2 separate regions of the Mus musculus genome follow, and region 1 is linked to region 2. A link is a loop called in an ENCODE intact Hi-C map of the cell type or tissue named here. Cell type or tissue: left cerebral cortex. All regions are shown on one strand. Links, peaks and the distances in the headings refer to the core of each region. The heading gives the core; the rest is flanking DNA.

Region 1 (11,073 bases), core at 1,048-9,047, 180 kb before region 2:
AGCACAATGACTTTGAATGAAGACATTAGATTCTCTCTGTAAAATGACAGCATTGAAGGGGATACCTTCCTGAGACATAATTATACTATAGGGAGTTCAGTGGTTTCCAGAGATCCGAGTATAAACACCACCTTACAAAGAACTATGTCTTTTGATGCAGCTGTTGACTGCAGAGCACCATCAGGGACAGATAGCCAGATCTGTCTTCTCTCATCAGTGTGAAAGCTAGCAAAACTGAATCCTATCTCAGCAGAGCACAGACATTTATAAACATCACTCCTTTCTTCTGCATGCAGAAGACAGACTGGACACCACCACAGGCAATCTTGCTATTTACAAGCCTGTCAGCGACAGCACAAGCGACATTCAGTTAGCATGCAAGATGTGTTCGGCTTCTGAAATGTGCGTCTCTGCATCGCCGCGATGGGGGTGATCCTATTTACCCCTGCGCTCCAGAATCAAGAGGCTGATCACAAGTGCACGGGTGATGCTATCAGGTAGCTAGTCACAGAGTACCCCCAGTGTGAACTGCTGAAGAGACCTGCTATCTGTAGCCACTTGGATTTGATATCAATATAAAATGCTTTGTGTGCTTACTTCAAGGGATAGCCAATAAAACAGACATGAATGGAGCAGGACAGAGGATGTCCGAGGGCTGGGAAGCTCTAAGAATCTACTGACTAGCAAAGCATCAGTGGTGACTGACAGGAGAAGCTGAGAGAGTGAGGTCATTATTCTGCCCCTGTTGGGCCTGCTTTTCCTTTGATCTCACTGAACATAACTGGATCCCCCCCACCCCACCCCCAGAGCCACCAAAGAGAATGTTTCCTGGGGGGGTGATTAAGACAGACCAGTGTCATGAAAAGACAGCTTTGGCCCAGAAACAATGAAATACATTTGAAGAGACTGCAAATAAAAAGGGAGATTATATAGGGTATATTAAGTTAAAATTGTCTATATTTTGGTGATAGAGAACATTACTTAAGGAGATAGATACTCTATTCCCTTTCTCAGCAGACTGGCTGTTCTGCTTCTCACAAGAACAAGTGAGTTCTCATATAAAGCTATCCGGACTGGCATCCCTAACACCAAGTTTCGCTAATGGCTTCTATTCTGAGAAGCGGTATTGCTGATAATAACTGTTAGAACAATGGCTTCCATTTCCAGGCACTTCCAACGGGAGACATTTTTGCAAATCTCATCTCATGTAGTCTTCAGACCTCTCCTGCATGGAAACATATTATTATATGAATTTGGAGAATTGACAAACCAGAATTCAGAAAAAAAAAAAAAAAAAGAAGAAGAAGAAGAAGAAGAAGAAGAAGAAGAAGTACCTTGGCCCAAAACACTTTTCTGGTAAGTCCTAGGTCTGGGTTTCCAGATCCTGGGTTGTTTGTCTATAATAGATATGCCCAGGGATTGTCTTTTGTGACCTGGGTGGAATTTAATAATGAAGGGCCAAGCGGAAGGTACACAACTCTATCTCTATGCTACGTGGAAAGCAGTAGAGTGGACTGAGCTAAGAGATTATGCAGCACAGGACTTCCTACTCAATAAAGACTGTGCGTCCCATTCCCTAATGCTGTCTCTATAATAGGCTATTGAACTAGGCTCCTCCTTTTCAACCCAAGCCACCATGAAGAAGGCTTGGCGTGGGGCTGCAGGGTACCTGTTGGTGTGCGAGTTGTTGTGCATGAACCAGCTCCGGTTATTGTCCACATACATTGCCCAAGCTTTGTCGTCCTTCCCTAACATCATATCCTTCATCACATCGATGCGAGCCACGCCAAATGCTGGATCAGGGTGGTTGTCATAGCGATCTATGGTCAGCTCCCAGTAGTGGACGCCTTTGGAGAAGCCGGTTTTCCCCAGCACCACCCGGTCATCGTAGCTACTGCACGTCACTGTCAAGTTGTCATTGGAGAAGATGATGTCGGAGTGGGCCGAGCCGGGGTCAAAAGCAAACCAAGCCACTGGGAACAACAGAAGGGAGGTGAGTTTTTAGTAAAGCCTTGGGATTGTAGCATGCTTCTGGGCACTGTGGCACACAGTGTCGAGTTCTCATGCTGCCATGCAGGAAGGAAGTATTTGGGGCCAGAGTCACCGTGAGTGAGCAGATGGGGCGTGTCCTGGGAGTTGAAACTCTGCACCAGGAACAGACAGAGGACACAAGACCCATTCAGCAGAGGTTACATGGCTCAGACTGCACTTCCAAACCAGCTGATCCGGGACTGAAGTACCATCAAGTCCCTTCATCTGGTGACTGGCAGGATAGTGTGCCAGAGACATAAAGGGTGAGGGATATGCTAGGGTGTCTGTGTGGCCCTGAGGCAGGGAGGCTAGATCTACAATCCTGGATAGAGGAGGGATAAAGCACTGCGTGAAATCAGGAAATACGCTTAGGCAGAAGCACGGGAAACTGCCTCTCGTGAACCAGGTTTCATGTGCAACAGTGACTTGCATGTAGGGCCGGTTGCTTCCTTTATAACTTATCAAAAAGCGTTACTCCTAGAGCTGGCGCGTAATGTACATGGTAGAAGCAGTTTGGACATTGGGTGTAGAGAAGATGAGGTTCTTATACACACAGCTGTGCCCCAACTTCTGCATATTTTCTACAAAGCATAGTCCTTTGTTCTCTGAGGGGTGAGAGTGCTGATGCACTACAGAGCCCCGTAGCCACTTCACATGCACTTCCGCTCTGCTTTTTGTAAGAGAGTAATGGTGTTCCATACCTGCCAACAGCTTTTTAATGTCAACTGTTGTCATTCCGGTGAAAGGCATGGGGGAGAGAAACAGGGAGCGAGATTGACATTGATAAAAAGCATGTTTCCTTTGATAGACTAATACCAACAAGGGATCCATTGGGCACGTTACATACACAACAACAGCAGGCCTGCCTTGTGCCTCCACTGACATTTACCACTCAGAAACAGTGGTTTGCAGTGATGCAGAAGAAAAGGGGATGGGGTTGAAATATAACATAAAAAAAAAAAAGACAGGCTTTTTTTCTAAGAAATTGAAAACAGTTATAGTGGAGTTAGAATGACATTTGGAGAATTTTATTGACATGACAAAAGCCACCATTTATTTTGCAAAGGAAATTGAGCATAGCAGTCACACAGGCAGAAGGTAACAATTACAGTAGGTATACTTGCCTAATTGAGAGTAGGATGCAGATTGTGTCTCAAAATTGCAGCCTATAAAAAGATACTACACATCAAGGCTATGAAGTGACAACTGGGTTGATAAAAATTATTTGCATTTGTTTAGAAAGCACCAATCAAATATAGTCCCCAGAGGCCTGATTCATGAAAAAAGACCAAAAAAACCCAAAAACCAAAGCTCCTTTTATCATTTTCTTTGCTCAGTATAAATTGCTTTTGTGCTCTTTCCAAACACAAAGGTCTTTTCCAAACAAAAACCTTTGTTTAGTCGACTGTAAATGTTGCGGCTTAAATTTTCTTTATCTTCCTGGCTCAGTTTTGTATAGTAACACTTGCAAACTGAGGAGGTCGACTCTTTTAAAGATGAGGACAAATTTGCTCAATAGAAGTGGAAGAAATCACCAGGTAGGAACAACTCTGCTCTGCGTCAACAGTTTACCGATATGCCCTAGGTTTGCTGGGATGAGCCTAAGGCAAACGGTCCGCATATAAAGGAGAGTGGAATCCAGTGCACCCACTAAAAGACGCCTCACAGCGATTAACAGCGGCATGACCTGAGTGTTATAAACATGAAGGTATTTCTTTTCCTTCTTAGTTTAGCTTTGCTACAGCAGCTCTTCTCACTTGAAGGATGGGAAGAAGGCTAGTGTAGGGGTGGAATATGGGCTTAGAGCTATACAGGAATGGCTTCTTGTGGGACTTTTTCTACTCTCGTCTTCCCAGCAAACCTGGCTGCCCTACTGATGAGAAGCCCCATCAAGGCAGAGAAAAGAGATTCAGACTTAAATGAACTCAGGGGCATGGCCTACAGTTCGCAGTGGTGCTGAGGCTGGTCTAGGAGATGTGAGTCTTTGGGGGAGAGAATCACGTTGTTCTGTTTCCAAATTAAGTGTGGCCTTTATGAGCTAATTTCTAATAAAGTAGAAAGGACAAGTGCTGACTTGATTTTACAAGAACTAAGACGGCAACTTGTTATCAAAGAGGCCCGAGTACACAGATTTCAATATTAGAACCACCTTCTGGCCTGGATTACTTTGTTCTGGGATACATCCGCTTTCTTCCAGCTCATGGTTGATTTTTATGTTTAATTTCTGCCAACTGTCTTTTTGATTTCTCCCTATGAATAGGAGCACAGTAAGTACGGAATAGAAAGAATTTTAAAAACCAAATTTAGTATCCAGGTTTGGAAGCAAATTTGTGGAATCTGAATAGGGCTTTCAAGATTTTTCAAATGAATCATGCCTTTTGGAGTCTTAAGAAAAAAACAAAACCAAACCAAACATTTCTGAACTCTTTTCCCATTAATTTAAACACAACATTGTACATTTAAGATTCAATGATACAGCTCGATAGAACCAGGCCATTCAATCCACCTGCCAACACCCAGACCCCACAGTTCATTTCATTTCATTTTATTCTTGAGACAGTGTACATTACAAGGACTGTAACAGTATCGTGGTACATTAGAGACAGGTAAAGGGCTTCATAACAGAGCATGTGGGAAAGCCAGCAGTGCACAGAAAAACAAGGAGAAACGTAAAACACGAGAAAAAAAAACCCCGCCACTTTTCAAGGGAGCTTGAAGTCCCTGCATCCTTTATTGCACTGTCATGCTGTGGCCTTCTTCATTCCGGGATGTGGGATGAACCAAAGGAATAAAATAAAACCCAAAAGAAAGGCTTGGAAACGTGAGATGTGCATCGTGTGTATCCATGATTACAATATAGTCCTGAAGAGATCAAAAGAGGTCTGCATTTTAGGAATTTGAAGATTCCGTTTGCTAGACAAAGCTCACCGCAAAGTAACATGAGTCTAGCTTCCCCAGGAATCAACGGTAAGCCTGGTTACATCTTGGCTGTGAGCAACTTTCTGGGGCAACCTGTTTTGACTATAGGTTCGTTCGTTGGCCATAGGTATCACAACTGAACAGTTTCTAATTTAGCCACCAGTGGTCCCTGCCCTTTGCTAGGAAAGTGATCTGCTGTAAGCCTGCAGTTCTGCCAATACACACATGGCAGGCTTTTGCTTTCCTTGCTCTGTAGGATGGGTTCTGCTCTCTGGCATGTCTTTGCTTTTAGTTTTGTTTTTATTGGTAAAGATCTCTTGAGTCTATGTTTAATCAGACCACTCCAGGCTGGATGCGCTGATCCAGTCTCCCAGACACAGCTGGTTTCCTGGATACAGAAAGTTACAAACCTCCACATGACAGCCACAGCCTCTCCTTAGCCAGTACCTGTGCCGTGCTATGCAGCTGCGTGTGATGAAGAGTAAGTTTTCCATGGTGGTACCAGCGGATGCAAAAAGAACATCGTCCCACATCCCAATTCCAATACATTCCACACACATGAGCACAGCTCTGGGACGGGTTGTTCCACCACACAAACAAGAATGCCAGGAAGCTCCCTCAGCCAGATGCTCTTCACATTGGAAGCCACAGACACAGATATGGGTCACCCCGTCACCACACACACACACACACACACACACACACACACACACACACACGGATGATAAGAACAACACGGGCATTTCAGAGATGCCTCCGAGACACAGAGATGAAGAGAAAGATCTGACAGCTCAGCTCACCCGGTGCATTGAGAGACTGTAAAGAAGAATGCAAACTCAGCTGGTGGGGTGAGGACCGGAAATCAAAGTAGGACCTCCCGGGGAAGCTGGGTTGTAGATTAAGGGTGGAGGAGAAAGGGCTCATCCTACGGAGCGGCAATCTTTCCGAAGGCACTGGAAAGGGGAGGGTCTGTTCTTCTGAGTCTGTGTCTAGATGTAAGATCAATGCAAACCAGAGATCAGAAACCTGCTGGCTGCCCATGCCAGGTTCCCAAAGACCACCTAAGCAAGCATTCACACAAAGCTTCGTCAGCCCCGAGGTACCACCCACAGGGATTAGCAAAACAGTCTGGCTGAGGCTGGGAACGCCCAGTGGGTCCGGACCCCCAGACCAGACAAGCATTCCAGCACCACTGGCAATCGTTTTATGGTTTGCTACAACTTTTAGTAACGGAAAAGCACGAAGAGGTTTTTCTTTGTTAAGTGAAATATGTTGAGTGAGAGTTACAGGTGCCCTTTACCCACTGATGAGAAAAATCAACATTTCTTTTTATTTCAGCTGTTCCTCAAGTTACTGTGCATTTAACATTGGTTTCTTTAAGGGTTTCTATTTAGGAGATGACAGCTTTTAGAAACCATGGGATAGTTTTCTTTTTTCTTCCTACTAGTACATTTTCCCCATTTCTAGATGGATGAAATTATTTTAATCCTGGGATACCCAAGACTTGATCTTTGAATAGAGGAAGAAATGCAGAGTGCCCTGGAAAGTCAGGCCTGACAGGCCACTTGGGAATAAGACTTCTCTTTGCTTCTGAAATATTCTCATCTCCTGTGAACACGACTTAACTCACCTGAGTTCTCTAATAGTGAACAGAATGTGGGCAGAGGGAAGGTGCATAGGTGTGAAGTGTCTGTTTCTTTTCAGAAGGCCTGCCACGCCAGTGAGGACTTGGCCACCAGCTGGAGCCCTGTAAAGCCCTGTATAGCTCAGTTCAATAGTGAAAATCCAGGAAAGCACAGGTGCCAGTTCAGGGTTCAGACTCCGAAGGAAACATTTTCTCATCGAAAAGATAATGTTGTTTTGGTGACCAGCGGGTGTTACTGGGGTTTGTTTTGTCTTGTTAGCAGCTTTTCTTTGTACATAACCCTTTGTGATCCAAATGCTACACTGTGTAGGTTCAAGCCTGTGTGTGTGTGTGTGTGTGTGTGTGTGTGTGTGTGTGTGTACATGTGTGCCTGTGTTTGAGAATGAGTGTGTATGTGTGTCTGCATGTGCTATGTGCTTGTATGTGTCCATGTGTATGTGTATCTAGAGACCTTATAAGAAGGGCTACCGCAAGTTTTAATACTGCAAGGAAGCATTTTCATTTTTGAATTTACAATATTAATGTTAGCTTTTCAGACTTTAGTCTTATCCCTGAGGGAAGATTTGATTTTTCTGTAAGCCAAATATCAGAGAAAAGGGTATGAGGCTAAAGCTTAATATCCCAAAGAATAATAACATACTGGTTCCTATTTAAACTTTATATAGTTTGGGTGATGTGGCATTTATGGTCATTTCTTTGCTCAGATACAGTAAATTAAAAAATATTATTCTTCACATCTATTTACTTGTGTGTGTGCAAGTGCACACATGTATGGATATTAGGGACTATCCTGCCAATTCTAGGGACTGAACTCAGATTGTTACAGTTGGTGGGAGGACCCTATATCAGCTGAGCTGTCTCATTGGCCCCCCACATTACTTACTTAAAAGGAAACTAACCTCTTAGCTTAATGAAAAGACTTGAAACATAACCACAGAGCGTCAGCAGACACAAGCTCTTTTGAGTTTGAGAAGACATTTGCCACTGTATTTATGTCAGAAAACTATTTTCAATTCACAAGAGTTTGCTTCAAAAGGTCTCTCTCACCAGATGGGACAATCAAGGCATTGCATAGCAGTTACATCATGCCTTAAACATTAAGGAAAGGTGATGTTTGGGATGCATAGAATCTCCAAACAGTGATCTGAACACCCATGGAAGGATGAGCTCTATACCCATAATTTGAGGATCAGATCAAAACCTATCTGAGGAGCACTCGCCCTTTCTATTTTTAGGTGAGGCTGAGTATAGCCATGAATATTCCTGGGATTAGTAATTGGGCAGTGATACAGGTTTTTTCCCCCCTAGTTTTATGTGGATTGATTGATTGCCTACCCATACACCATTTTTTTTTAACTCTTGAACTCGCCCTCTACTCTTCCATCTCTGTGTCTGACCTGTGACCTTTCATGCCCAACCCGATGGGATCTCACCCCATTTCTTCCCAAGCAAAATGAAGCAAAACAAACCATACAAAATCAAGCCTACCTTGCTATGAGAACTTTCCAAACAAATTAGGGGAGGGAGAAAAGACAATTTCCACCCAATTCCAATCAGACTAACAGGCGATCCTCCCTCCAGGACTCTCCCAGGGGCCCTCGGTGTGTTTGGTCAGTCGTCTACAGGACATTTAGACTGTTTAATCATGATTTTACACTGTAGTAGTCTTGGTGCTTAGATACTTAGAAATGTCTGAGGCGGAGCCATCAAGCTCCCTCTGAAGTCCCCTGGAGGACCAGTCTCCAGCCAGCACCTTGTGTTTGGAGTTATTGATTTTATGGCGTGGGTATAACTTATTTTGGGTTCCTCTCACCAGGTACTACCGAGGGCCAACTGAAACAGACCACTAGTCTTGCAAGCATTTGATGTCAGTCATCAAACCCCATTAAATTGTTCCAACTCTGAGCTAGATAGATATTCATAACCACATTTTAGCATATGGATCGTCTTTCTGGTCCTGCTCCTCTGGACAAGTTCATGTTGAGACTGAGAACAGTATTATCATCTCCTGGCTTAGCCAAAGCATCTTTAATTCACATCGAACACAAATACAACGACCGCAGTGTGCATTCTGTGTTTATACTGTGGAGTGCAGGAAGGAAGCAGAGCCCACTTCCTCACCTTCTCTCTCAGACACAACGATTGATCTCAACCATTGGCCATCAGAGAAGGCTCCTCGGCTGTTAACTATCGACAAGACAAGGAAGAGTGAGGCTCTTGGTTGTGATTTCTGGGACACAGGATAGGAAGCTAACGTTTGTGGTAATGATTGCCATCTTTATCGGACAACCACTAGAGAAAGACAGGGGGCATCCTAGGACATTGCTACTGCCTCATCATGGGCACCTGTTGTCCTGCCTGGCTGAACTTGATGGAATAAGAGCAGTTTAGTGGGAAAGACCTGCAGAAAGCTGTCCACATGGTGGCAGGCGGAGATTGCACTCACTTGGGGGAGGCAGTGTATGTGTGTGTTTCTGTGTGTGCATGTGCACAGGCCGGAGGACAACTACAGATATTCCTCAGGCACCCAGGCACTATTGACCTTGCATTTTTGAAACAAGGTCTTTCATTCACTTGGAGTTTGCTGTCCATTAGGCTACTCTAGCCAGCCCGAGAGAGTTCTACTTGTCCTGCCTCTCTCCCCAGTGCTGGTATTTCATGCACTGTCACCAAGCTTTTTTTTTTTTCCCCTTTCCTCTTTAAACTTGGGTTCAGGATCGAATCAGGTACTTATAGGGTAAGCACTTTACTGACTGAGTCATCTCCTTAGTCCTACTCAGATTGGTAAGTCCAGGATGAGAACTGCATTCCAACGCAAATGTGTCCCTCGAACTGTCCATCCGCTGTCAGGACTGATAGTTTCCTCTTATTCTTCCCTGCGCTTCTTTCCCTTCCCACTGGGTTCTAGATTGGAGACTCAGCTGATGGTAGGGGGCTCTGCTCTAAGGAAACAATTAAGATCTACCAAACCAAAGATCTACTGGGGACCACGTAAGCTCTTCTCTGACTCCTGGGATCGAGAAGGAAGGATCCTGGTGCTATGCCCTATTTGTATTTATCTCTTTTATTTTTTCATTGTTTGACATTTAATGAACAAATATCATGTGCTACAGAGTGCATAAGAATTTAGTAGTTGAGAGGCATGAAGCCGGCAGGGGAACTGACTATAAGAAAATAATCAAGAGAAAATGTGTCAATTATTATTAATAAGTTTTATACTTCTGGGGACAGTGTTTCTATTCTAACATGACTTTTTATTATTTGAAAACTTAAGCATTAAGTATTAGATGATGTAGAATAATTTGTACAGGTAAATTATTCCATTTTTAAAAAGTGTTTGTGTGTATTGTTGTATACAACATGTGAAAATGCCCACAGAGGCTAGAAAAGGGCATTTGGACCCCATGAAACCAGAGTTACAGGTCATTGTGAGCAGCCTAAAATGGGTTCTCAGAACTGAACTAGGGTCCTCTGCAAGGGCAGCAAGTGCTTTTAAGCACCAGGCCACCTCTCCAGCCTGATACATGGCAAGCTTTAATGTACTATTTTGGGGACTCAAAGGGAAAGAGTGAAGCTTCTTATGCAACACGGCTCACTAATTCATCTTTCTCTGTGTCCTGTATGGCAGGCACAGTTTTGGAACTGAGCAGCCATTGGGCCATAATCTATGGAGGAGAAGTGTGTTTTCAGAGCACAGCAAACAAGAGCTGCCACAGAGGGCTGCAGGAGCCTCAGAAGGCTGAGCTCTGCTGCAGTGCAAGCCAGCGGTGGAATGTTCTCTGCTCCTCGGGAAGATTTAAAAACAGACAAGGAGGACCATGGAGAAGAAGGCTGTTTGCTCAAACGACCAAGCAGGCAGGTGAAGTCACAATTATGTCCAGCAAGGGATGTGTGTAATTTATAACAAAAGGTGTCATCTTACGTGATCTTAAGAGTGGCAGTAATTGCTGTCAAGGGGTAAGAAACCAATCTGTTTGAAAATGCCCTTTAAAAGGAATGACCAGGAGCTGTCCTGAAATCCTGAGGGTGGCTGCATATTTCCTTGCCCAATCTTCCATTCTAAATTAAAAGAACTTCATGGAATTATTTGTGAGCAACTCACATCAGGAGACCTTACACTTTAGATACACACACTCCTGAAGGACCAAAGAGCCCATTTCTCTACATCAACATAGAGGCCTGTAGTTCCAACTCAGCCTCATGAAAAATTTTAGGAAATTTCTTGAGATGCCACATGTCAAAATTAAAGGGATGAAATACTTTTCTCTTCTGGGCTCTGAGATTCATCCTCATCTTTCTCTCTTTCTATGTGGTAAAGTTTACCCAAGTTTTGTCAAGTACAATTTACCTACCTTGAGGATTTTGTCCTATGAAATGAATGTTCTAATTAAGTCATTCCTGGCTGGAATATTCTGAGCCAGGCAAAACCAAGTGGATGCATGGAAAAACATATTCACAGGATACCTGGTTTTCCATAG
Region 2 (11,073 bases), core at 1,530-9,529:
CCGATGGTGTTAGTGTCAGTTCAAGAGAGCTGGCAGGCTGACCAGCTCAGCTACCTCCCAAGCCCAGATCTAGGGCTTTGAGTGCCCACCCCAACATCTACCCCATCTATGAACTATTGGAGCACATGAAGGGCTGCCAGTCCTACAGATCCAAAGCTGCAGGATCTCCATTGCACAGGGCAATGACAGGATATCCCGAAAGAGTCCTGGTGAGAATCCAGTATTGATAGTGTAGCAGAAGCCAGAGGTCCTATAACAGACCAACAATCATTGCAATGAAGATTTGCAAATAAAGAAACTGGATGAAAGGGTGCACTGTGAGACACACTGTGACACACCACAGCTTCCAGGATAAGATTCTTTTTCCTTTTGGAGGGGAGGTTGCAAGGGCAGAGGGAAGGTACAAAGGGACAGGGAGACGAGTGGGACTGGGGTACATGGTGTGGAATTTACAAAGAATCAATAAAAAGTTAAATTAAAAAAAACATGAATTGCTTCATAGCCAATTTATTTGGGTTATGAATTTAGAGAGATGGTTCCTGTGCTGGCTAGTTTTAATGTCAATTTGTCACAGATTGTATTTATATTTAATTGTGTACATCATACATACATGTATGTAAACAATAACAATAATGTAATAATAAGCAAAGAAAAAGAGGCTGTCAACTTGAAGAGGAAGGATGGGAGGAGTTCAAGGGAGGGTAGTTGGGCGGGTCTGGAGGGAGGAAAGAGGGTATGTACTGGCTGGTTTTGTGTGTCATCTTGATACAAGCTGGAGTTATCACAAAGAAAGGATCCTCCCTTGAGGAAATGTTTCCATGAAATCCAGCTGTAAGGCATTTTCTCAATTAGTGATCAAGGTGGGAGGGCCCATTGTGGGTGGTGCCACCCCAGGGCTGGTAGTCCTGGGTTTTATAAGAAAGCAAGCTGAGCAAGCCAGTAAGCAGGATCCCTCCATGGCCTCTGCATCAGCTCCTGCCTCCAAGTTCCTGCCCTGTGTGAGTTCCTGTCCTGGCTTCCTTTGATGATGAACAGCAATGTGGAAATGTATAAACCCTTTCCTTCCCAACTTGCTTCTTGGCTATGATGTTTTGTGCAGGAATGGAGACCCTAGGACAGGGTAGGAGTGATTTAATTCAATTTCCATTAAAAACATGGTTTGTAATTTGCCTTTAGGCAAGTCTATAGAGCATTTTCTTGCTTGATGATTGACGAGGGAAGGCCCAGCTCACTGTGGGAACTGCCATCCACAGGACTGGCGAACCTGGGTGCTACAAGAAAGCAAACTGAGCAAGCCATGGGTAGCAAGCCACACAATGCTCCTTCATGGCCTCTTTATTCGTTCCTGCCTCCAGGCTCCTGCCTGGCTTCTCAGGAGGTGGACTACAAGCTGTGAGATGAAATAAACCCTTTCCTCCCCAAGTTGCCTTTGGCCACAGTGTTTATCACAGAACTGGAACTCTAGCTAAGACAGTGCCTCCTGTGATCTCCATGGTAACAATAATAAAACAAGTTAACAGAAGAGGTTCCTCTTAATCACCACAGAAGGGATTAAACCCTTTGCTAAAGCCTAAACCATCTCATTAAACTAACACTAACTAAACTAACACCTAGGCAACTTTAAATATTTTTTAAAAAAGATGAATATACTTGAATATAATGTCTAATAATTAAACAACCTGGTTAACAGATTTGGCGCTAGGCATTAGTGTTGTTCACATGACATGGGTAAAATCCTTTTGGGGGAATCGGATGACCCTTTCACAGGGGTCACATACAAGCGATCATGCATATCAGATATTTATATTACAAGCCGTAAGCTTAGCAAAATCACGGTTAAAAAGTAGCAACAAAACAAAACGATTTTATGGTGGGAGGGGTCACCACAGCATGAGGAACTGTATCAAAGGTCACAGTACTAGGAAGGTTGAGGGCCACTACTATAAAATGAAATCTGAAAACTTTTAACTTCAGGATAATAAATATATGCTGAAGTCGCTAAGATCTATAGTAAGGGCAGGTCTTCTGGGGAAACTGCAAGGAAGAAAAGGGCAGCGCTAGTTTTATTATCCCAGCTGCAACTGTAAGAGCCGTGACTACAGTGTGCAATGAGTGCTGGATGGAGACAGAGTCAGTGTGTGTGTATGTGTGTGTGTGTGTGTGTGTGTGTGTGTGTGTGTGTGTGTGTGTAAATATTGGAAACACAGCATGTAAAGGGTTTGATGTTAGCTGTGCTTTCAGTAGCCTGGGATCCTTCAAGCAGATCTGTTGTGTATATGGAGAACTGAGTCATAGTTACTCTAAAGTAGTGGTCCCCAACCTATGGGCCGTGACCCCTTTGGGAGTCAAACGACCCTTTCAAGGGCTTGCATATCAGATATGCTGCATATCAGATATTTACATTACGATTCATAACAGCAGCATACAATTATGAAGTAGCAATGAAGATAATTTTATGGTTGTGGGTTGCCACAACATGAAGGACTGTATGAAAGGGCCGCAAGATTAGGAAGGTTGAGAACAACTGCTCTGAAGGCCCATAGTGTAGGGGTGAAATGTCCCAGGGCCATTTCTCAAAAATCCTGCAGTCTAGGGATCAAAAATCAATTCTGTATAAGAAAGACTTGCTGAGAGTAATTTCTATAAGACTACTACTACCACCGTGGGTGTGGCAAAGACACAGTCAGATTCTATGTCTTTTTGCTCCTGGCCGTGGATTAGGACATAGCTTGCACATAACTGAGTGGAAGCTAGTGAAATGAGGGCAGAATGACAAGGCCCAATCCCAGGCTTGTCATGCCAGGGTGCCAGGGGATCTGTTATATCCTTATAGTTCTTATTTGCCAACTGAGTGCAGAGGATCCCACACAGAAGCTGAGGTCCTAGCAGATGAAGAGGTCCCCTGACTGATGTCACTGAAGACTGTCCTCCAGGCCAGAACACCTTCTGCAGACCTCATAAAGCAAAGCGAATGGTTGGGTGAAGCTGCTGTCATCTTACTTGCCTGAATAATGGGGACAAGGATACACTATGTGAGCAAACAAAAACAAACACAAAAATAAAAACAAGTCAGGTATGGTAGCACACTCTTGAAACCCCAACCCTTGGGAGGCAGAGGCAGCAGACCTTGGTGAGTTCTAGGCAGCCTGATCTACACAGTGAGTTCCAGGACAGCAGGACTACATAGTGAGACACTGTTTAGAAGACAAGAACAACAAAAACACCACAAATGCACACATAAAACGAAACAGAACAAAAAAACCCTCCTCTTCTTTTGGTTCTTTTGCTAAAACTGTACCCATTCTGTTAAAATGGAACTGCCATTTCTGATGGAGAGGTGACGGCTCTTGACACTTATTAGGTAATCAAAGCACAGCTATTTCTCAGCAGGAAAACAAAGGGCTTAGGAGATACATAGAAAAGGAGAAAGGGTCTGAGAAGTTTACACATCTCTTTTGTCCGAGGAAGAGCAAGAGGAAACATAAGAGTAAGTAAACTTAAGAAACCAGTAAACCAACCAATGAGCCAGAGAACCAGCCTAAGACAGTGCCTGAGTCATGTAGTACTATAAAAACCTGCACGAATTAGAACCTCTTACATGTATGTATGGAACCCAAGACCTTGTATGCTAAGTTTAAACATTAATTAAACAACAATATGTAAAGCCAGATACATATGCACACGAAAGAAAACATTCTAGATCACCTTGCCTCACATTTATAAAATAGTCCCAGCCCACATTGCTTTCAAAAATCTCTCCCCTCCCCCCCATATATCGCAGTTATTAATTGCTATGTAGGAAATAAAGAGAAACGCCCTTTATTATCATGAATGCCTTCTGTCAGCTGGATGTCTTCTTAGTGTATGATATGGTTATTTGAAGACAAGCACCTTGGACTTAGAAATATGTTTTCTAAACAGTTCTGGTATTTTATTTTACACATTTAAATTGAGATCGACAAAATTCTCTCCCATCACACTGTTGCATGGGATTTTAAATGTAGGGATTAGAGAGGCATCATGGGAAAATTGGCTTTGGTTGAATAATTATCTATTTAGAAATATCAGTGCAATGGAAATGAGTGTTAGGAGAATGGTTAAATGTGGTTAGAAAGATGAGAGGACAGGCTGGCTTACTTATATGGCCGCAAGTCCTTTATAAACTCTCCATTCCATAGAATGCCAAGTATCAAACTCATTAATTTTTCATTGGCACTGAAAATATTATATCAGATCTGAAGCTAATATATGCCTGACACCAAACCATGACAAGGTGATACTCCCTTTTGAAAATAAAATGTGCCCCATGTCTGGACCTACAGAGATGGATCACTCATGACTCAGAGTCCAACAGCTCTGATCTGGATCCAGTCCCTATTTACTGATGCCCTGGGCATGTTGCACATCCTCTTCAGAGCTCAGTCTCCTCTTCTGGATAATGGAGATTGCCTATCGAGCTACTGTGTGGAATAATCACCCCGAGGCGTTGGCCCCTCTTAGTCTGCACTGTGTACCTAACAGACTTAACATAAACCTCTGTGCTCTGGCTGTTGTTATTCATATCGTAACTATGGTACAGACAGGAGACTCTCTGCTCATACCAGGGTCACTACTGAAATGACAAGTGCGTCTATGACATCTGTAATGTGATTTTAAAATCCGTTTAAAACCCTTCCTTAATGAAGCCCTTAAAACTAAGTGCAATAAGAAGGCCATCCTCTGCCCCCTAGTGGCTCCACATAATTAGCCAAGACAACAAGCAAAACGTTACAGTTATTATAAACAAAGGAATATTGTGTAGGTTTTTTGGAAAGAAACAATGTATTCATGATAAGATTCCTTAATTCCAGACACTGAACCACGATTACAACTTTTCTTTCTGGTATCCTATTGGTCCCATTCCATGGTTGTATTTAAATGTTGTCACCATCTCCAGAGTGATGAGGGATCTTTACAGCTTACAGGCCACATCTAACTAAGTTCCTTAGCTTCTTCACAGTAGGAAGTGAAATATCAACGCAGGATTATATTCTCTAAGTTTTCAAAATACAAATAGAAAAGATACTGATTTTTTTTTTAAACGTATGACTCCAGCAAGGGCTGAAGCAAGTTTATTTTTTCCCATGCTGCCTTTATACCATACAAAGTACATGCAGAAAGTAGGGTCAGTTCTAGGCCAAGGAACAAACAAAGCATAAACAAAAGTCCTGTGATCACTGAAGATACTGATTTTTTTTTAATAAGCAGAGTGTTCGTGAACCTCTCTTTATCTCTTAACCTTGGGGGTGGGGCAAGCCTGTGCTTATTATTCTTTAAAGTAAATATGTATTCCTAAAAGAATGATAGAATAGGTCACCAGAGAATCAAGAACAGTGTTTAGACAGAGAAGACAAGGCAGATAGATGTGTTGGGATTCTCCAGAACCTCTCTCTCTCTCTCTCTCTCTCTCTCTCTCTCTCTCTCTCTGTGTGTGTGTGTGTGTGTGTGTGTGTGTGTGGCAGTGGGGCGTGTATGTGTGAGAGAGAGCAGGGAGGATCGAGAGAAAGAGGAGAGGAGAGAGACAGATTGATTGAGATTTGCTGTAGAGAGCTGGCTGTCAGCCATGGAGACTGGCACGTCCCAGCAGGGTAAAAGGGTGCTTGGCAAGCTAAGGAGAGTGAAGAGACTAGGTTAGCTTCATTCCCAGTCAAAGCCTGAGATGCCAGAGATCTGACAACACAACTCCAGTGTGAGATTGGCAGGTGTGAGCCCCGGGAAAGCTGGTGCTTCCATTCACATCCAAGGCAGGAAAGAGTCTGTGGTCTACTTCGAAGGTTATTGGCAGGAAGATTTCTATCCTCTTCAGCCCCTTTTGTTCTATCTAGGCCATCAGGATGAGGCCACGAGACGTGGAGGGCAGTGTTCTTTACCCAGTCACTTAAGGGTTAATCTCAAGAAAGACGACTTTCAAAGTCTTATCAAAGTGCTCAGGGATGGAGCACTTGCCTCCCTCACATAAGGTGCTGGGTTCAATCTCCAGTGCACTAAACATGAAGTTAATCCCATTGAAGACACCTGTAGTATCTACCCATGGATCTGGATACCCATCAAGTTGGCTAAATAGTCCATTGTCGTATCATATGGTGTGTGGTGTCAGGTTCTGGATCGTTCTAGTAGCCCACTGTGATTGGGCAGTGAGGTAAGGGAGGTCAATAGGAAGGCGGCGATTCCCACAAGCTTTGAGTGTATGTCTGGATGTCCATCTGTGGAACCCCTAAAGGTCTCTACAAAGAAAATGAAATTATGACAGTTGAAAATCCCAATGTGGACTTAAGCTACCACTCATTACATACCTTCTCAGCACCTGTATTAGTCAGCCTTCTCCAGAGGGACAAAATGTAGAGAATGAATCCCTCTTTCCGTGTGTGTGTGTGTGTGTGTGTGTGTGTGTAAATTTACTAGAATGACTTACAGCTGTGATCCAGCTAATCAAATAATGGCCAGCTGTAAACAGAAAGTCCAGTCAATTTTATCACTAAAGTCATTGTTGCCCTTCACTGTATTCTGAGATGCTAGAAGCTGGTTAAATTTGTCGTGAAGAGCATCTCTGGTCTTTGTCAAGTTATCCAAAGATGCTAAGAGCAACCAACCAGCACCATCATTTTCCTTATTTTTCCTCAAACAGCCAAAAGTTTCACACACAGGGTCACCAAATCCATTGCTGCACTGCCTGCCCCTCGCAGTTGCTGAATTAGCATGCTCAAATGCATTTGTCTCCTTAAGTTTGTAATAGAGGCCACACCATGGGCTTTCAGCACTCTCTGAGCTCCCAGGAGAGGCTTCAGTAACTGTATCTATTAGCAAACTAAAAGGCTATTCTAGGTACTGAAAAGATTCATCTTTGTACTTCTGTTGCTCTAGAACCATTCCTGGTACCAAAATCTGTGTGAGCCAGGGTTCTGTAGAATAACAGAACCTATAGAATGAATATATATAAACACACACACACACCTGGGGGGGGATTTATTAAAATGACTTATAGGCTACGGCCCAGCTAATCCAACAATGGCTGATTAGGAACAGAAAGTTCAAGAATTCATTAGTTGTTCCGTCCATATGTCTAGATGTCTTCATTTAGTCAGTCTTCAGTATACTCTGGAATCCCAAAGAAGTAGGCTCTCATGCCAATAAAGAATGGACTGGCTAGTAAGGCAAGGGCAAGAAGACAAATAGCAAAAGGTTTCTTCTTCCAGCAAAATAAATAAATAAAACTAAAAAATAAAAAAAAGCAAAAGCCATCTATATTTAGGCTTCCAGCTGAAGGTGTGGCCCAGATTAAAGGTGTGTCTATCTCAAAAATCCAGATTAGAAATGGATCTTCCTACTTCAAATTGAGACCAAACCCCTCATAGGTGTGGCCTTCGTTTTCAGGTTTTAGCTATTTGAGTTGTAATCAAGTTGACAACCAAGAATAGTCATCAGAGGGCCACAATTCTTTTAGTTTCTAAATATTATCTCAATCTGTACAATCACCCACAAAATATTTGCTGTTGTTGTTTTTGTTTAACTAATTGTACTCATAGAAAACAGAGGCTCAGAGAAGTCAAGTCTCTTACTTGCAGTCCCACCGCTAATCAGTGAAGGCAGATTAACCTCACGCAAAGCTTGCTAACATGTCTTTGGACGAGAAGTAGTGTTATTTAGACTTTGATTGAGTGTTTGGGAAATTGAAGTAAGTACTGTGGAGGACGATGATTGTCTGTTAAGATGTCTTTGTCTGTCAGTGTGCACAAGGTGCTTGCTACACGACTCAGCCTCTGGTTCCAGACAGAGTGGGTGGTAGGACATGGTAAGACGGGCTTAGGAGGGACTGCACTTTCTTTCAGTTGCTCATGGTTATCCAAGAGCACTGTATTTGAACAACTCCCTTGAGATTTCTGTGCAATCTTGAGTTAACACGTATACCTCATTGAGTGTGTATCCCATATACTAACTCATGTACACCTCAAAATGGTCCAACACTACTTGCCCTAAGCCACTGGCTATTCACAGTGAAAGACGGGATTTGAGGTAGTGACTTCTCTCTTCAGGAATCGTGAGCGCCTGGCCATGGTGCCATCCCCACTGCCTATTGGTGAGCACTTTGTCATGATCTCAAACCACGAATGGCTTCAGAAGGACGACACCAGACCAAACAGCTCCATGTGAGGTTTATTGGGAGAGAGGTGCAAGATGGTGGCGGAAAGTGAATGGGGGGGGGAGATAGATTATGGGGGCCTTTCTTCAAATATGGATGATGATGTAATCAGGTAAAGATGAACGGTGAGCCAAGTAGATTCTGGGAATATAGTGGCTATTGCCTTGGCAACAGGTCTACGGGTATCACCTATGTGATGTCACGGGTTTCAAAGGTTCTGATACCAACATACCTCCCTTCTTGTTATTATAAAGAGAAGGGAAAAAAGGAGAGGGGGACGCCGATGGTGAAAAAGGTGCTGTGTCTCTTAAGCTGCTTCCTGCTGTCTAGGGCCATTGTCAATTTTGGGGTGCAGCTGACTTTCACCATCTGGATCCACTTGGTAAACGTTCACATCAGGTTCCTCTGTGGGACAGAGGCTGGTAATCCTGTAACAGGAGCTGATTGACCAAAGTGTGGATACTTTGATCCTTCTTAGTAGGGGGACCAAAACACCCATGGAAGGAGTTACAAAGATAAAGTGTTGAGTAGAGACTGAAGAAATGACTCTCCAGAGACTGACTCACCTGGGGATCCACCCCATAAACAACCACCAAACCCAGACCCTGTTGTGGATGCCAACAAGTGCTTGCTGACAGGAAGGATCCTGATATAGCTCTCTCCTGAGAGGCTCTGCCAGTGCCTGACAAATACAGAAGCAGATGCTCACAGCCATCCATTGGACTGAGCATAGGGTCCCCAATGAAGGAGCTAGAAAAAGGAACTAAGGAGCTGAAGGAGTTTGCTGCCCCATAGGAGGAACAATAATATGAACTAACCAGTACCCCCAGAGCTCCCAGTGACTAAACCACCAACCAAAGAGTACACATCACCATGTACTCTTGGCTGCATATGTAGCAGAGGATGGCCTAATCGGACGTCAATGGGAGGGGAGGCCCTTGGTCCTGTGGAGGCTCTATGCCCCAGTATAGGGGAATGCCAGGGCCAGAAAGCGGGAGTGGGTGGGTTGGGGAACAGTGGGAGGGCATGGGGGAGGGGAGAGGGGTGGGTGTTTTTCAGAGGGGAAACCAGGAAAAGGAGATAACATTTGAAATGTAAATAAAGAAAATATCCAATGAAAAAAAGAATAAATAAATAACCTATCCTGAGGTAAAAAATAAATAAATAAATAAATAAATAAATAAATAGATAAAAGATTCATTTTCAAACACTGCCTATTTCAACCTTGAATTCTCCTGTTTGGTTCTGAAGAATGTACGTAACATTCTTTCTGTCATTTGTGCTTAGGGAGATTTAATCCCAGGCAATTGACTTTGGTATCTGGTAAAAATTATGCTTTTAAAAATATAAGCCGGGTGTGGTGGTGCATGCCTTTAATCCCAGCACTTGGGAGGCAGAGGCAGGTGGATTTCTGAGTTCAAGGCCAGCCTGGTCTACAAAGTGAGTTCCAGGACAGCCAGGGCTACACAGAGAAACCCTGTCTTGAAAAACAAACAATATATAATAAAATCACATTTCTCCAAATGGTTAAAAAAATAGTTTGGTTAGATATTTTTTTTATTTGTCGTTGAAGGAATGTAGAAACAAGATTAATGAGGCAAGGAGCAAATAACACCAGGAAGATGACTAGGAAAGGTGTTATTAAAGGGAGTATCCACTTCCATATAGGGTTTTCGAAAATCCCAGAACTGGAGGTCTTACATTCCCTGAAATTCTTTTTTTTTAAGGATTTATTTATTATTATACATAAGAACACTGTAGCTGATTTCAGATGCACCAGAGGAGGGTGTCAGATCTCATTATGGGTGGTTTTGAGCCACCATGTGGTCTCTGGGATTTGAACTCAGGACCTTTTGAAGAGCAGTGCTCTTACCCACTGAGCCATCTCACCAGCCCCTCTTCCCCCCCCCAAAAAATTCTTTATGTCTGACTATAGCTCCTGGATTTTATTTCTTACTATCGTGGATTGGTTGACATAGAAACAGTATTCTTCTTGGAGGAACAGGCAAAAACCACCTTCTTTATGTGTCAGGACATCTAACCCCTGTCAGTTCTGAAGCACCATGGCTGCCAAAGATTCGATCTGTTTCTGGATAATAAGCACCGTTTCAGTCATTTCTTGAAGATCGCTTTTAAACTGGGAAGTGAATGTATTGTGTTGGGTCATGGAAGTTGTTATCCCTGCAATTCCAGTACCAGCACCTATGGATATTCCCATGGCGACCAAGAGTGACACGACCTGAACTGCCCTCTTATGTTGAGCAGCGATCAATATCTACAACTGGGATCGGCAGGGGCTCATTTCCCTTGGTTACTCCCAGTTCAGGGAAAAGGAGTACCAATGTGCAAACTCCTGACCAGCTGGCAGGTAGGCGATGATATGCCTGAGTGCCACTGAGAATTGACATGTTCCGGACTGAAGGGCATTGTGGCAGAGATGATATATCAAGGGTTATGGTTCTAATGCTGTCTAGGGAACTTAGTGTTCCTACAGGATGTGTCCCAGAGGTCTTAAAACAGTTTGCCACATCAAAGAGAGGGATCAAGGTAAGGTATGGAGTCATGGCAACACTGGAGTCAGGGCAGCTGACAAAGGGTGAGGTAAGGTTACTTGACAATATCACTGGAGACACTGTGACAATTGTGAGTTAGTTCCAGGAGGTACACATGACCAGCAATCTTTAAAGTGTCCAGACCTGGTGACATTAAGGAGTTGGTATACTGAGGTCAAGGTCTGCAGCAAAAGGAGAAATGACAAGTTAGTGCCACTTATGAGGGGTGATGTCAAAGGGGTAAGGACCTCAGAGGATTGTTTGATTATCTCTCCTACTTTTTCGATATCTAGGGGTTGGGCACTTGAGACATATTTTGTCTGGATGTGGATAGTACTTACTAGG

The links. Hi-C counts contacts between places; a loop is a spot of excess contacts. Peaks named below come from ENCODE experiments on the same cell type or tissue, not always from the same donor. Only the 100,000 strongest peaks of a DNase experiment are listed, where the experiment ranks them.
Region 1: a loop joins it to region 2, with 3 times the contacts of the local background. A loop is called at or near these places in 4 of 42 quality-filtered maps.

The regions. Positions count from the first base shown.
Region 1 is chr12:70,249,288-70,260,360 of GRCm38, forward strand. It overlaps Trim9 (tripartite motif-containing 9), which reads right to left. Exons shown (of 14, transcript NM_001286388.1): 9 at 5,751-5,939; 10 at 3,156-3,197; 11 at 2,733-2,756; 12 at 1,670-1,973. Among named protein-coding and RNA genes, the nearest start is that of Gm38467, 23 kb to the left of the region's middle. In left cerebral cortex, for the core only: no CTCF peak of the experiment used is centred there; DNase peaks (open chromatin) are centred at 4,897 and 5,225; H3K27ac peaks cover 1,211 bases.
Region 2 is chr12:70,426,010-70,437,082 of GRCm38, forward strand. No RefSeq gene overlaps it. Among named protein-coding and RNA genes, the nearest start is that of Tmx1, 22 kb to the right of the region's middle. In left cerebral cortex, for the core only: a CTCF peak has its summit at 4,724 (motif pointing left); DNase peaks (open chromatin) are centred at 4,714 and 5,669; H3K4me3 peaks cover 199 bases.